2 separate regions of the Mus musculus genome follow, and region 1 is linked to region 2. A link is a loop called in an ENCODE intact Hi-C map of the cell type or tissue named here. Cell type or tissue: heart. All regions are shown on one strand. Region 1 overlaps Ptprt (protein tyrosine phosphatase, receptor type, T). Region 2 overlaps Ptprt (protein tyrosine phosphatase, receptor type, T).

The links. A loop is a pair of places that touch in the nucleus more often than their neighbours do. Peaks named below come from ENCODE experiments on the same cell type or tissue, not always from the same donor. Only the 100,000 strongest peaks of a DNase experiment are listed, where the experiment ranks them.
Region 1: a loop joins it to region 2, with 2.2 times the contacts of the local background. A loop is called at or near these places in 2 of 42 quality-filtered maps.

Annotation. Positions count from the first base shown.
Region 1 is chr2:162,311,970-162,319,969 of GRCm38, forward strand. The region is part of intron 2 of Ptprt (protein tyrosine phosphatase, receptor type, T); the gene reads right to left. Among named protein-coding and RNA genes, the nearest start is that of Ptprtos, 75 kb to the right of the region's middle. In heart, no CTCF peak of the experiment used is centred here; no DNase peak of the experiment used is centred here; H3K27ac peaks cover 456 bases.
Region 2 is chr2:162,578,541-162,586,540 of GRCm38, forward strand. All of the region lies in intron 1 of Ptprt (protein tyrosine phosphatase, receptor type, T), which reads right to left. Among named protein-coding and RNA genes, the nearest start is that of Ptprt, 79 kb to the right of the region's middle. In heart, no CTCF peak of the experiment used is centred here; a DNase peak (open chromatin) is centred at 3,321; H3K27ac peaks cover 1,569 bases.

The DNA of each region.
Region 1 (8,000 bases), 270 kb before region 2:
ATAGAAACGGATGGCCTATGAGAGTGGGCTTGGCGCAGAGAAGCTGAGCAGCGGACGGTGGCCTTTCAACACACGCCTTTACACGCTGTTTCAGAGCTACGCTCATTTCCTTTTCTTTTTTTTTTTCTTTCTTTTCTTTTCTCTCCTTTAACAAGCTTGGTAATTTTATATGAAATAAAATATGAAACCATTGAACAAACTGACTTATGGTTATGTATACAAACAATGATTCCTGAATTAAAGTAAATTTATCACAGTGTGAAAAAGGAGTATATGGGTAGTCATCATACTTATTCTAGGAATGTGAAGACTGTTTGCAAAGTTAATATGAATTTCTATGTTGGACAATTTTAGCAGGAACACAGTACGAGAAACAATGTCCAACCTATTGCTGCAAAAGAGGCTTTGGGGAAAAAGAAATATTTCCATAGTCTAGGCTTTAAAGAAATGAGCATTCTAGAATGAGAAAACAACAACCTTGGAATACCACCGTGTCCATAGGAAACCAAAGGACAAGACCAAGCACAGGAGTCAGACAAGTCATGCATTTCAATTAAATTCTTGAACACAACAAGGTTATGCCAATAGCATTCGCATAGATTTACAATTCTAAGCAATGGAATTAAAACAGGGAGGGAGGCAAGAAAGAGATGAGGAAGAAATGTAATAAAAAAATGCAGGAGATAAAAGTACATTTTGTGTTTGGCCCATTAGGTTGTGAATACTGAGAAATCCCAGTCCTCCTACCCAAAGACCTCAAGAGTTGTGGACAGAATCCAGTAAGATAAGAGCTTTAAAAATAAACAGGCAAACACAAGAGCTTTCTCCCGTAGCAGCAGTAGCCACTTGCAGATCCTAACAGGAAATAAATTAAATCACAATAGTGGCAAATACATCGCAAGCAGCTTTAAAGGAGACAGGTGAGGACCAGACAAAGAGACCCCAAAAACTACTAAGGGGCATAAAAGGAACTTTAGAAAAGTAAAGAGACATGCCCCTACAATGACCCTGAATGTGAAGACTCCACTCAACCAGATGGAAATTCTCACACACATAACAATAATCTGTACAGTGCTTGCCACGTGACCAAAGAATCTTCTGGAATTTTTCAGATAATTCTAAAGGTCACCTGAAAGGAGATGCTGAGGACGATACTTCTGTCCCAGTGAAGCATAAGGAGAAAGGATCCTTCTTGTAAGCATCAAATGCCCTGTAAAGTTGTAGTTATTCAAAGAATCCTCTGCTAAGATAAGAACAGAGAAAGTAATGATGCCAAGAACAGTCAAGGAGGAACAGGGCCTAATAAGAAGAAACCCACTTCAAGAGAGCAGAGGAATACTGGGCTAGAATTATCCTTGTGTAATCATCTGAAAAAGAGTGAATTGAGGACCAAATATTAATTAGTTTATCAGCCAGCATACAAATACAAAGAATAAAGAGCTGAACATAAAGAAGAATTTTAAAAATCATTTAATGGAGAAAAAAAATCTATGAGGATATTTACCCTTTAAGGGATACAGAAATAAATTTTAAAAACAAGAAGCAAAGGAAAATACAAAGTACTTTTATTATGGACAACATAAAAGTTAAAATTATTCATCAGAGACATCAAAAAATCTGAAGCAAATAAAAACTAGGAAAATAGACTTTATAATAATTAGCAAGTAGAGTATGATTTCCTTTTAGAAAGAACTTATAAACATGATGGAAGTTATAAAGTATTGAGGAAAAGAAACTTTAGAGGACATTTCTAAAATACACTGGTATGAGAACTGGAGTGATGGCTCAGGGCATAAAACACTGCTCACACATGTGTGAGGAACAGAATCTGGAGTCTCAGAAGTAATAAAGCTGGACCACTCTAGTAGCCCATCCCTTTATTCCGGAGGCAGTGGCAAGAAAAACAGTGAAAGCTCGCACTAGCCTGGCCCACAGAGTGTGAATATCTGTCACAAACAAGTAGCAAGATGAGTACCAATACTTGTGAAGTTGTCCTCTGACCTCCACACATCTACTGTGACATGTACACTGTCCACCCTAACACACACACACACACACACACACACACACACACAACACACACATACACATGGGCATGCACATGCACACATATGCCTACATATACAAACAGGTATGCACACATACATGTGCATCCATGCATCACAAGCACATGCATATAGACACATGCACACATGCATGTGCTCATGTCCACATAATCATGCACACATGAACACACACACATGCATGCATGCACGCACACACATAAAAATACATTGTGTTTTTGTTCATCTGCACGAGTAGAAAAGAAAATTCAAGTCAGTATGTGGTATCATTTCCTCTTATCAAATTAGTAGATTTTACAACAGGGATAATTCTAAATGTTGGCAAACATCCCATGAGTAGTCTCTGGATGTTTGGATTACATACTGACAAAAGTATTTATTGAGAGGTAATTTGACATCTATCATATTCCTTATCACAGTATGAGTCAGATTCTGTCAAAATACTCACTTTGCAAAACGGACAATCCCAACTTAGAAAGCGAGCTAAAAACACCAACAAAGATTTGCATGAAACTTCTCAAAACAAAATTATTTATAACGCTATAAGGCAGGAATTAGTTTGGATTCCCTGGGGTAAAGATGTGATTCAATAATTTATAGTGTAGCAACGTACTGTAATATAAAGATGAAAATGTTCAGTCACTAAAAGTACTACATGATGGGAAACATGAGTAGAATCCAAAGGAGAGAAAAGAATGAAACCCTAACCGTTAGAGTTTTCTCAGTTTTACGAATATATATCATTCATATATACATATATATATATATACACACATATATATACACATACACACACACACATATATATATATATATTAAACAAAGGTAGTAAGGTACACAAATGTAAAAGATGATGTATAGGAACAGTTATATCAAGGTTGATGGAAAAAAGGTTGAGGAAAGATCAGCTTCCAATTAACTATAATAGATTAATCACACACATTAAGCTCCATTTTCTCTTCCGTTCTCACTAAAAGAGCAGTGTAGGAGTTGCAAAAACATAAGCTTACATGTGCATGGGAGGCAGAAAGCAATCAGCCGAAACAAAGAAACAAAGAGATGCTATCATTTTGGGGTGAAGAAAAACAGTAGCCAGTCAGGCTGGGTGGGGAGCGCCAACACTGAGGAGCAGAAGGGAGCCAACTCAACAGAACTCTAGAAAGAACTAGAAATTGGGGACACCAGATTCCAATGCCTGGCAGGGGTGGGTATGGGCATAGGACCCAAAAGAATTATATAAAACCCTGTTAATATAATTCCCCTGCCAAGCATCCAGAATATAATCCTTTCTCTCTTCCTCTCTTCCTAGGTGAGAGTGAGGATTTAACCATAGAAGCAGATCTAACAGAGGGAATCTTGTATGGTTGACTTTATGACTTGCTGTGGGCAGTGCCATACAAAGCCAGGGGTGGTGACCCACAGGAAACAACACACTGTGTCAAAAGTAGCTCCTTGTCTGACAGTCCCTGGGCCAGCCTCCTAATATATCTCCCTGTGCCCTTAGTAGAACAGCGGTTGTATCTCTTTGGAAACTGAAGTAAAGCAGAATAGATCTCAAGTACAAATACCATGAAGGCCTCAGTGAGGTCTTCATCACCTCTGTGCAGTCCATCTGTCAGGAAATAAGCTTCTCTCTCAGCCCACACTTTCCACATGCTGAGCCCCCTCTTTAAGTAAGAATAGGCATCCAGAGACACCAAGGACCCAGCACCTCTTTAACATGAAAGAAAGAGGCGGGGATAAGCACAAGAATGCTAATGATGCATAAGAAAGGGGCATCAAGAGAATCAAGAGAACTCACCCATGTCAAAATGTAAGAGCATAATAAAAACACAATAGATGTCTTAGAAGATAAATTTGAGGGAACTGATCAGAACATGGAAATGAATAGGATGGGAAGAAAGGAAGAAGGGAGAAAAGAAGGGAGGGGAGGAGGGAGGAAGGGACAGAGAGAAGGAGGGAGAGGGAGGGGTGGAAAAGAGGAGGGAGAGAGGGAGGGATGGAGGGATGGAGTGAATTTGAGAAATGCATAAAAACAAGAACAATAAGACATAATATGTGATATAGAATAGAAAAATGTTTCTCCTTGCCTTAGTTGTGTTTTCCTTTGCTGTGAAGAGACAACATGACCATGGCAACTCTTAGAAAGGCAAATATTTAATAGAGGCTGGCTTACAGTTTCTGAGGTTTAGTCCATTATCGTGATAGCAGTAAGCATGAAGACTGGCAGACACGGCAGGCAGGCAGGTGGGAAAAGGAGCTGAGAGTTCTACATCTTGATCCACAGGTAGCAGAAGCAACTGTGTTCCACCTTGGGAATAGCTTGAACATAGGAGACTTCAAAGCTTGCCCCCACAGTGACACACATCCTTCCATAAAGTCATGTCTACTTCAACAAGGCACTCAAACGTATGAGTCTATGGGGCCACTGCCATTCTAACCACCATACCCCATCGTCTTAATTGGGAACACTATGGATATAAAGTGTCTTCTAACAGGATGGTGTGTTAAAGGTTAGCTTGCCAGTTGATGAGATTTGGGGGAGGGACTGGATCACAAGGGCTCTGAACTATCTAGCAAATTAGTGTATCTATGAACTCATAACAGTCTTTCAGAGGTGAGGCCCAGGTGAAGAAGTTTGTCCCTGGGGGTGTGTCCCCAGCCCCTTCTCCCTGTGACCTGGCTGCCTGAGATGAGCGCTTTGATTTTCTCCCTGTTATCTTTTCTTCACCACAGGCCTCAAAGAAACAGTTGGACTAGGGCATGGCTCAGTCAGTAAACAGCTTGCCTTGCAAGGATGGGAGAATATGTTCATTCCACAGAACCCATGAGGAAGGAAAGGTGGGATATGGGTAAAGTAGTAAAAGAGGAAGTGTAGGGGGGAACGGAGGGGAGAGGAAGACAAGAAAAGGAATTAAAGAAGTTGGGGGTGGTGACACACTCCTATAATCCCAGAGCTGGCAAGGTAGAGACACATGGAGAGGTTGTTGTGTGGCTTCCACGTGTATGCTCACACTTGTACATAAACACACAAGTATCCTGAAACACACACACATACACGCACACACACACAAACAATTCATCTCGGTCACAACAAACCTAATATGAAATAAACCACAGGAAAAGCCGTGTTTTATTAAGGATGAGAGCTGTATTTGGAAAGAGGGATTGGGAACACAGAGCAAAATTTCCCCTAAGACGACACATTGGAAAACTGGCTCTTACAATCTCCCATGCAAAACAAGAGCCTGGGACAGTACCAGCCCTGCCCTTTGCCCTTTTGGCCTCTTCTTTTCAGCTCTACATGATGGCTTGAGTTCAGCTATCTCCTTCTACCTCTAGAATTTCATTCCAAGAAACTGAATCCACCATAGAGGTCTCTCACCATAATCCCCATCAGAAACAGTTACCTTCGGTTACTACTGCCTGGTCCAGAGGCCAGGGGCTGCTTCTGCAGACAGCTCCTGTGGCCAGGCCTACTTCCACTGTGGCATGGTCCACAGGCGGTTTGATATATTACCTCAGTACAGGCTCCCCAAACAGTGTAAATGGCTGCTGAGACATCAGGGCCTGTTCCTGGCCTGTGTATTTCTGCTGTTAAATAAAAAGTACGTGGATGCTTCTATTTCATACAAAGGGTTCCCATGTTAGAAGCTGATCCGTCTGACATCTTCCATAACTGGTAACGCAGAGCCAAACAAAATATGGAAAGGAAAGATGGCATCGTAAGGGGAGCTCAAGGCCATGCTGAGATCTGGGCACAGTCAAGCTGGTTTTCAGGGTTGTGGGTCAGAAACTGAGAGAAACACCCGTGGAAGAGCAGAGCCTTGGAACAAAATGGTCCCAGGTTTGATTCCCTGGTCAGCCATTTACTTCCTGACACTAATTTCAACACCTTTTGGCAGATTTCTCACCCATAAAACCAGGACAATAAAGCCTCCTTTATATCTAGAGCGATTAGCAAATAATTAGATGACAACAGCTAATGTTTATTAGACACTTGCTGCATCTGTGGCGTATTGCCAGACATTTTATGTTCACAATTTCATTTAATCCTCAGAAATGAAGAATTAACTATTACCATCTGTATATTAAAGCATAAAGAAACCGCAGCACAGAAAGCCCAGGCAATCTGTCCAGTGTTAGTTGGTAAAGACTATGAAACGTGGGATTTGAACCCAGGGAGGCTGAGGCCAGATTGAATGACAGTGCTATTCATTTTATCCTGGGACAGGAACTTCTTGGAATAAGTGAGAGCCAGCTCTCTTTCCTTCTCCTCTGCCCATGTCATAATGGGAGGCTAAGACCCACTGTAAGTATGGGATTGCTCAGAGTTGTACAGATAGTGGCAATATAACCAAGATGCACTTCCTTTTGGGGGGGGTGGGATGGCTGGAGGCATCTCACATGCAAATGGCCTTTAGGAGCCCATCTGGGTATGCCCAGAACCCTGTTGATCCTTAGCGTCCCCAACCCTGAAAGTAAGTTGTGGGAACTAAAAAGGGGGGCAGGGCAAAGAGTGGGGAGGGAGGATAGCCCATATCCAGCCAGAGTTCCACCTATGCTCTGGGTAGGCAGACATGGGAGGGCTGCCAGATGCTTTCCACTCGGCCCCGGGGGGCTTCTAAGCCACTCACCCCACTCAACAGGGGGTGTACAAGGGGCAGTCTATCCCCTGACACCTGCACCTGCATCTAGCAACTTTGCTTTGGTAAGTACTTGTTTTCTTCATAACACTTACAACTGAGGTCAGCTAATTATTTAGTCTAGGGACCATATATAAACTGAAGCCTATTACAATACCTGACCAAAAATAGGTATTAAGTTAATTGTATTATGTGGCATAATAGACCATGGAGCTCTCTCTTTTACCCCCACCTTCACATTCAACACTGAGAGGCTGAGAGTCCTTCTCACATCTCCTGCCTCTGGGATGTCACCTTGAAGACTCATATTCAGGTCAGACCTCAACAGTGTCACTGCCCACCTGTGTGATTTTCTCCCTCATTGGCACAAGTATCCTATAGTTGAAAAATATATCTTTCTGAAGGCTTTGAAAACAATGTGCAAAGGACATTGTTTCTTCACAGCCGAATAGAACCCTGTTCTGTATAGGTACCTCAATTTCTATATTCCTATGCTAATGAACATCTAGGCTGTTTCCTTGTCTTGGTCGTTATGATGCATACAGCAATGATCAGGCATGAGCAGAGACAACTATATCTATACAGGCTTGGGCTCTCTTGGGATAATGAGATCTGGAAAGGCTAAGTCATATGAGAATTCTACCATTCCCAGTGGCTACACAAATTTATGCCCCCACCGGGAATGAACAAGAATCCCTTTTCCTCCCCATTCTTGACAGATAGTATGTTGCCACATGCCTCGTCATACTGGCACTTTGTTGATACGTCAGTAAATTCTCTCACACAATCTGCAAGGGGTGAAAGGGAAGGACGGGGAAGAACGAGGAGGGGCCATAGAGAAGCCTCATTGTGCTCATCAATGTAAGTGGCCAGGACAGAGAAGCTCATGCGTTTCTGGAGAATAAGGCATTCACTTTTTCTGGGAGACAAGAGACCAATCTTGGTGCCAGAGAAACCCCAGGGATACCACCAGCAGAGAGCAGTAAGCAGAGAGCCCGTGGGGCTTGGGAGAAATAGTGCTAGATTGTGGTTCCAGCTTTGTTACATACAAATCACACTCAATAAAAAAAAGTTCTATGATATCACAAAACCTAGCCTGTCATACGTTGATTCCCTAGCTAGGAATTCTTCCAATGATCATTTAACACCTAGGGAATGCCAGATATTGTGTGAGGTTCAGGAATATGAGAGTTAAGAAAATGATTTAGTAAGGGTTATGGGCAAGTACCAGGCTTCCATCAATTACAATACCAATAAACACATAACTGAAGTTTGTGGTTTGATCCATTAA
Region 2 (8,000 bases):
AGGAGAAACTAAGGAAATGTCTCTGCAGCCCCAGTATTTCAGGGCGTTCAAATCACTGCTCTGAGCTCTGCCCTTGGACAATCATAAAAGAGTCTCCAGGGCCTGAAATCTAAAAACGCCTTTTAAAAGATGTGAAGAGCCATATTCTCTCTGAGCCTCTATTTTAAAGTAATAAGGAATGCACTGGCCCAGTGTTGCCTCCAGTAGCAATCTACCTACGTCCCAGAAAAGGATAAATGCTGCCTGCCATGTCTACACTTGGACTGGCGAGAGCACACCCTTACCCAAACCCTCACCCCTCTTTTCCTTTCTTAGCTGTATCTCTTCACTCCAGTACTCAATAAATCCATGAGAAAGAAACAAGTAGCAGAATGTAGTCATGCAACCTATCCTATCCAGACAAAATAGGAAAGGGGCCAGAGTTCATCCTAAGGGAAGAAGACTATAGACGAAGAGACTGCAGTTGGATGCCTCTCAATATCTACATGGATGTGGGACTTAGTGTTCCTGTAAATGACTCAGATGGAAAGTATACTGTCCCAGATATGCTAGATATTGGGTCAGAAGAACACCTAAGGGTCAGCAACCACTGGTGTCCACCAGTCTCAGACCACAAGACTTCACCTTGGCCCTGAGCCATCAATTGTAGGCTCTGAGTTCATCCCTGGCCTTTGGTCCTGCTGGCTTTGAAATCTACAGTCAGTGTTTACTTTTTCATTAGGTCTTACTTTCCTTCTACTGTACCTGGGGCTGAGGATGTGGACCTGGGCAGGTCAGATGTGGTCCCTGCTTTCACTGTATATATGTTCAAGTGAAAAAGAAAAAAAAAAAAAAACAAACAAACAATCCCCTTTTTACAAAACCAGACAATTACAGGGGAATTTATATAGGAGAAAATATACAGGGGAATAGAGGGGATATATAGGGGAATACAGAAGATATATAGGGGAATATAAGAGGGAAATAAGAATTATTTCATATAAGAGACCAAGAGAAAAGTCAAGTTTAGGTTAGGCAAGCATAGGAGAACTCACTTCAGCAGTCACGATTAAGAACAAGACCTGTAATGAAGATGAGATTTAGAGAAACAACACTTATAGACAGAGGACCCAGCATTTACAAAGGTTCTGGGGCTGAAAACAAATTTGGAATGTTCTAGAAGTTTTCAGGGACACCAGCAGGGCTAAATCAGGTAGCAGAAGAGCACGGAGCAAGTGGGTGTGAACAAAAGCAAGATGTGACACAGGAGAGTAAAACATTTCACTTTTAGCCCATGAACAACGGGATGCTCTTGAAAGGAGATCAGGAAAGTGAATAAAACGAGTTGATAATTTTAAAACTCGGCTCCCAAGTTAGGACTAAACACTTACCTTTGGCAGGAAGAGTGTCCAGGAAAGACCTGTTAGAGAACTTATGTGTCCACTTATTTTGATTCTTTCCTGGAAATCTGGGTTCTGGTGTAAACAATAGAGCTCTTTTCAAAAGTGAATTAATAATCTAGTGAAGAGCAGAGAACTGGAGAGCCTACGTCCTGATTTGGAAAGGGAAGAAAAGAAAATTTCTCAGAAGAGATTTGTACCCTTGATCCCTCTGAGCCTGGATCACCTTTTAAGAAACAGGGTATTCTAATTAGTCCTGGGATGCCTCAATACCACAGCATAAAACTGCATCAGAGCCCAGCAGCTCTTCTCTGTAACGTCTATACAGTCCTTGAAATGGGTTATAGTTACCAGATGGGCATGCTGAGCAATCAACCACAGTTTCAATCAAAAGGTAACCATGGCTCAGAGAAGAAGAGCATTGGCCGTTCTTCCAAATGTCCTCGGTTCAATTCCCCGTACCCACATGGTAGCTCACAACTGTCTGTAATTCCAGTTCCAGGGAATCTGACATTCTCACACAGACATACATGCAGGCAAAGCATTAATAAATATATATAAACAAACAAACAAACAAACAAACAAATAAATAAATAAATAGCAGAACAGTAATGAAAACCATATGTACATGTCATGGTTCAGATATAAGAGAGACTTCATCTTTTCAGTAGACAGATATTTAATATGTCCCTAGACAAAAGCATTTTCTTTCCAATTCCTTCCTATTGCCATTGAGAAGTCCCCAATAGGCAGGCAAAGGAACTCAATAGACTTAGCAAAAATCTAGGCTCAGTGTTGGAAGTGTTGTTTATCCATGTGGCTTATAGCTAGGCAACATCTATTTATCTACTTCACTCAAAAACAAGGGATGGCTTTCATTGAGTTGAATAGGCAAAAAAAAAAAAAAAAAAAAAAATTGTGGAAACTATACTTCAACAAACACACACACCCTGAAAGTCAAATTCATATACCTAATCTCTGAAGTGTGTCGAGAATAACTGATGGAAGAAAACATACTGTAGACACAGGGCACCTTGATGCTCTGAAAGAATGGAATGGAGAGTGTCCTATAGCATACCCAGAATGCACTTGGCTTCAAAATCCTAAAGGCATTCAATTCGTTATTTCCATTCTGCCCCATGTTTTGTAATATAAAGGGCACTGAAGGGTCAGGAAACCAGATAAAGAAATAATGAGAATTGAGACTATGTAGAAAGATAGAATTGGGGAAGTGAGGGAGTCAGGAAAATGGAGCCTAGCCTTCAAAGGGAGACCCTAGGGTACCTGGACAAAAATGGGATGGAAATAAAACCAGTATGGACTACAATAAATGTCTACGAGTTTGAATGAATCTGCCCAGCTTCAAAAAGTTTTGGCTTGATCAGTGAATTGAAGAACCCAAGAGCTGAACAGATGTTGAGCATAACTTATATTAACCCTGTAGATCCCAAGGAGGCTTTTTAAATGAGGAGAGTCGCTGATTTCTCCAGCCCCAAGTACTAGAGATCACACGCAACTCGTTCGTGATACAAATGTGTCCCCTGCTTTAATTAAACTCCTTCTCTCATCAAGGGAAGGAGAAATAATCCCAATCTAACGTCTCATCCATGATGAACTTTGCCGTCTCTCTTCTGTTTCCAAATGAATTTGGCTTATTAAAAAAGTAATGAGCTATTAATTAACTCTACGCTCATACAAAGCTGTTTAATTCTCAATCTAATTAGCAGCAATCTGTTGAAGGATTCTAACGATTATTTTAAATTTGCTAACAGAAACATCTTTTCACTTTTCATAAGTTATTTATAGACAGAGCTCACATTGGATCCTGCTTGGGTTTTAATTTGATAACAGTTTTCCTAAGTACTTGGCTCATCTACCATCTCTGTCTGACAGGGTTGAGAGCTGTCACCACCAGAAAAGCCCAAAATAGTATCAAGGTCAGTGACATGGCCTGGACAGGGTTTCGTGCTGTCTCTGACAAGCCTCGGATGGTGAGGTACAGGAGGCAGAGGAAGAGGAACTGTGTCCCAACATTATGCCCACTGAGGGAAAACTCACCTATGCTGAGAGATAGATACAAAGCCTCAGATCGAGGATGGAAGGCATGGAATTACTGCTGGAGCAAAGTTTGGCAACCAGGGAAGTATTCCCACAGCCTCGGTAGGAATGTCCCTTTCATAACTGAAACAACAATGAACATTTCAGAAACTCTTATTTAAGAAAGAATATGCACTGGGCTGCGAAGATGCTTAGTGGGTAAAATGCTTACTAGACATGCGTTAGGACCTCAGGCTGATTCCCAAAACTGACATAAAAGAGCCCAGCAGGGTGGTGGACATTTGCAATCCCAGAGCTGGCGAGGCAGAGACAGGCAGATCCGTGGGGCTCGTGGGTCTTCCAGCCTAGCCTTAATTGGCAAATTCCAGGCCTGTGATAACCCCTGTTTTATAGATAGAGGTTTTGTTAGACATACTACAGTAAAGTGTGAAACTATCCCATCATATTGTACATGCATACCTTTTATGATTTGCATTTTTACAGACATCAAAAGCTTGTATGTACATAGTCATGTCAAGGGCTTTGTGCTCCAAACCAGAGACTCGGTGAACACATGACCAAGCCTCACGGAAGATGGACTGTGTACACAGGGGCATTTTGGTTCTTCCTCTGTAATATAACAAATTAGATTGCTCTCGGTGTGACACTCTTTCCTGCCTCCAAGATCTAATGTGAGACACGCCTGCTTGATGTGTGTCACTGCTGTTCCCTAGCACCTCAGGAAGGCTGGAAACCATTTCCTAGTCCAGGTCCTACCTGTCACCTGAAGAGGTAAGGTGAACAATGGGTTATAAAGCCACGTACTAAAACCACCTGCTGTGCATTCCCTCGTCACGCGCCTCAAGCAGACACATTTTCTATGCCTCAGTTTCCTCTTCTAGAAATAAACTAGTTGCTGCCTTACATGGTTCTTACAAGGATTAATGAATTAATATCTCTAAAACTCTTATAACACAACAGCACATAATACACACTCTGTAAGATCTAAGGGAAATTAATATTAGCTGAGCATTCTCCCTATAAGATACATAGACTCAGGGACACGATAAGGCTATTTACCTCACTAATCACAAGGCAAGAAATTCAAATTATAGAGAACATTTGGTCCTGGTGTGCAACTTTCTGTAAGCATTGTTTTTCCCTGTCCCTTTCTTGAGAAAACATAGGTAGAACATTACATTAAATGGCACCCTATTTGAGCCCTTGCCAGTGTTATTTATTAAGTGTCATTAGTCATTAAAATACTAATAATTCACTGGGTTTTTTAAAATTAAACACAGGACCTTGCAAAAATTAAATTTAAATAAGTTGAATACTAATAGTGCGGAAGCCTTGGGGAGTGTTATTCCCAAATCTACTTATTTATTTATTTTACAAAAAAGAGTTGTGGTTATAAATAGCATTAATAATAACAGTAATAATAGCCAGCATTTATTAAGCATTACCCATATGCCAGGCACTCTGTTGAGTGGGTTTTGGGCAGAACAGCACGTCAGTGTGTGTGTGTGTGTGTGTGTGTGTGTGTGTGTGTGTGTGTGTGTGTGTGTGTAGGTGTGTGGTGATGACGAATCAACACCCATGATGGTGAATTTCTCCTCTCTGGAGTACTTCTCCCCTCCCTCAACTCCCTCCTAAGTTGCTCTCTCATGGAGCCAGTGCCTGAGGATGTGGTCTAGGAGGGGATACCCAGTTACCACATCACTGCCCTCCATAAGCTAAGAAGGTGGCAGGATATACAAGCTACCAAGAAAATCAGAAGAACCAAACATGGTCCAATTGAGGACCAAGGTCTTCCTTGTGTATATAGCCTAAGCAAGGTCAGAAGATACCAAGGCACTTAAAACCAATCTCCAAATGAGTTGTGGTTTGGAGGTTCCCACTCTGGACCAGGTTCCTCTCATTGGACTACCAATTACACCATTAATCATAGTTCTCATTCAGGGCACAAGCTCATCTTGGCAATGTCTAGAAACATGCTGGGCCTTCTTACCTAGAAAAGGAGTATAGAGAGAAGACATACATTCTGCTAAGTGTCCCACACAGCATAGAATAGGCTCTCATAAGAAGAGCTTCCTAACCCCAAATCCCAATTCTATTTCCTGTGTAATCCAAGAATAAGCAACCCAGGCTGACAACAGGACGACCTGTGGGTCTGTCTGGGCAAGTACTCTCATCGCTCTATTATAAGCAACTGCCTGAGTGAACCACTGAACCTTGCTTTTCTCTTCTTCAAGAGCAGAACTTGAGGACATCATCTATACATCCCTCAACATAGCACAGCACACTCAACAGTTGTGGCAACCACAGGTTGGTTCTCAAAGCAGTTCTGAGGCCACTTTAATCTCCATTTCCCACTTAACACCAACTCTGGGTGCTGGCTGAAACCTTTGCCTTTGGGAAATGAATTCCAAACCATGACTGGAATTGGTCCTTGTCAAGGGACAGAACTCACAACTTTGGCCTAATTAGTGCCACAGACACAACTATTGACCTGGTCAAATAGAGCTACCAAAGAGTTGCATTTCTGGTTGAGTACATCTAGCAGCTGGCCCCATACAATCATAGCATGTTAATCGCAGAGCAGACCCTGTAGAATCAAGAATCTCAATGTCTACAAAGCCATTAGCTCTCAGATGCCCCTGGTAGGATGGAGGCCACTAGGTGTTAAGATGGATTATAAACCAGAGCACACAGATAAGGAATGGAATGAGATCAGGAGAGTAAATCACTCATGGTCTTTCCTTGGACAATGTTCATTAAACAAGACTAATATCAATGTCACAAAATTAAAAACAGAATAGAAGACTGCACCAAAGCCCACCAGCTGAGTACCAGACCTACCTGCATGGGAAGAAATGGTCAATAGCACTTGCTGTTCTTCCAGAGGACCAGGGTCCAATTCCTGGCACCACACAGTGGCCCACAACCATCTGTAGCTCCAGTTCTAGAGGATCAGATACCCTCATTTGGCCTCCACAGGCATCACGTATGCATGTGGTGCACAAATATACGTGCAGGCAAAATGCCCATACATATAAAATAAATAAAAAAGAAAACAAAGCAAAATAGAAAACCCATCAACCATGAACTCCATGTGAATTAATACATATTGAATCGTGTAACTTGTCACACAAAACACTAGCCCAACCTCAGTGACTAGAACACATTATAAATCTGAACAAAGGTATCCAGACGCCAGTGGTCTAGTAGTGGTCCATCAAGGCTTTGCTTGGGCTTCAAATCTGGCTCACTTGACCCTAGTCCTCCTTGAAATGGTGAACTAGGTGAGTCTGATCATTTTAAGGTAGTAACCAAAGGACAAGATACCAGCAGAAACACATGCTGCTTCCTAGGTTGGGCACAGATACCTCCGTGGGCATGGTGCTGGCTCAGGTAAGTAATGGGGATGATGTCAACACACTGGGTAGAGAGGTGTGCTCCATCTCCTCTGGAATGAAATACAGAGTCACGTGGCTAGAGGGAGGAAACAGGAATTGGTGACTACCATCTACCATTAAACCTATTCTATCATGAAAGACTTCAAGCCAGTTGCATACACTTTTGAAGTCCATGCTTACACAATGTTTACCCCCCAAATTTAACTCTCATGATTTAGTTCTAATATACAGCACTATGCCTGGACATACTACTTATTCACTATTCTCACCAATGACCCAACAGGAAATAAATAGCAGGGATCTATGTAATCTAATGGCTATCTGGAGCCAAAGGTCACCCACTATCTCCTGTTTTCTGCCATCCAAAAATCAAGACAGAACTATCCCTTTGAATCTTGCTCAAGTTTCCTTTCCAACACATAATTTTGGCAGCTAGAGAGAAGGCTCAGTGATAAGAGTACATAGTGTTTTTGCAGAGGACATGAATTCAGTTCCCAGTACCCATGGACAGGGACGCTCACAACCCATGTAACTCCAGTTCTGCAGGATCTGGTGCCCTCTTCTGGCCTCCATGAGCACCTGCACTCAAGTGCACATACCCCCCCCCCACACACACACACACCATGGACCAACATACATACATCCATACATACATACATACATACATACATACATACATACATACATACATACAAATACACGACTTAAAATTAATCTTCAAAACGTAAGTTTGCAGCATTTTCAAATGAGGATGACATAGACTAAAGAGATATGTTCCATATATGGAAAGGTGTTGAGAGAAGACAAGAGTCAGCCTCACCCCCACCTCTACCCCTACACCAGAGGAACACTACAATACACCATTCTCTAAGCCAAGTCCAAGGCATTCTGATCCAAAGCCAATTATAAGAAACTAGGTTTGTTTTACTATCAAGATCAGAAACTGAGGCTTGCACTCTCATGACAAATACATTCTCATTGAAGCTTCAACCTAAATGATGGCAGGCATTGTTCTCATGGAAGGGCAACCTGCAGATTGTATCCAAGAAGATCTGGAAAGACCAATATGTCAATCAAACGGAGTGCCCTCTTCTGAGAGTCACACCTTCCTCCTTTTATGACACTATGTAGCATCCACACATGACAGAGCCAACTCAGCTTGGTC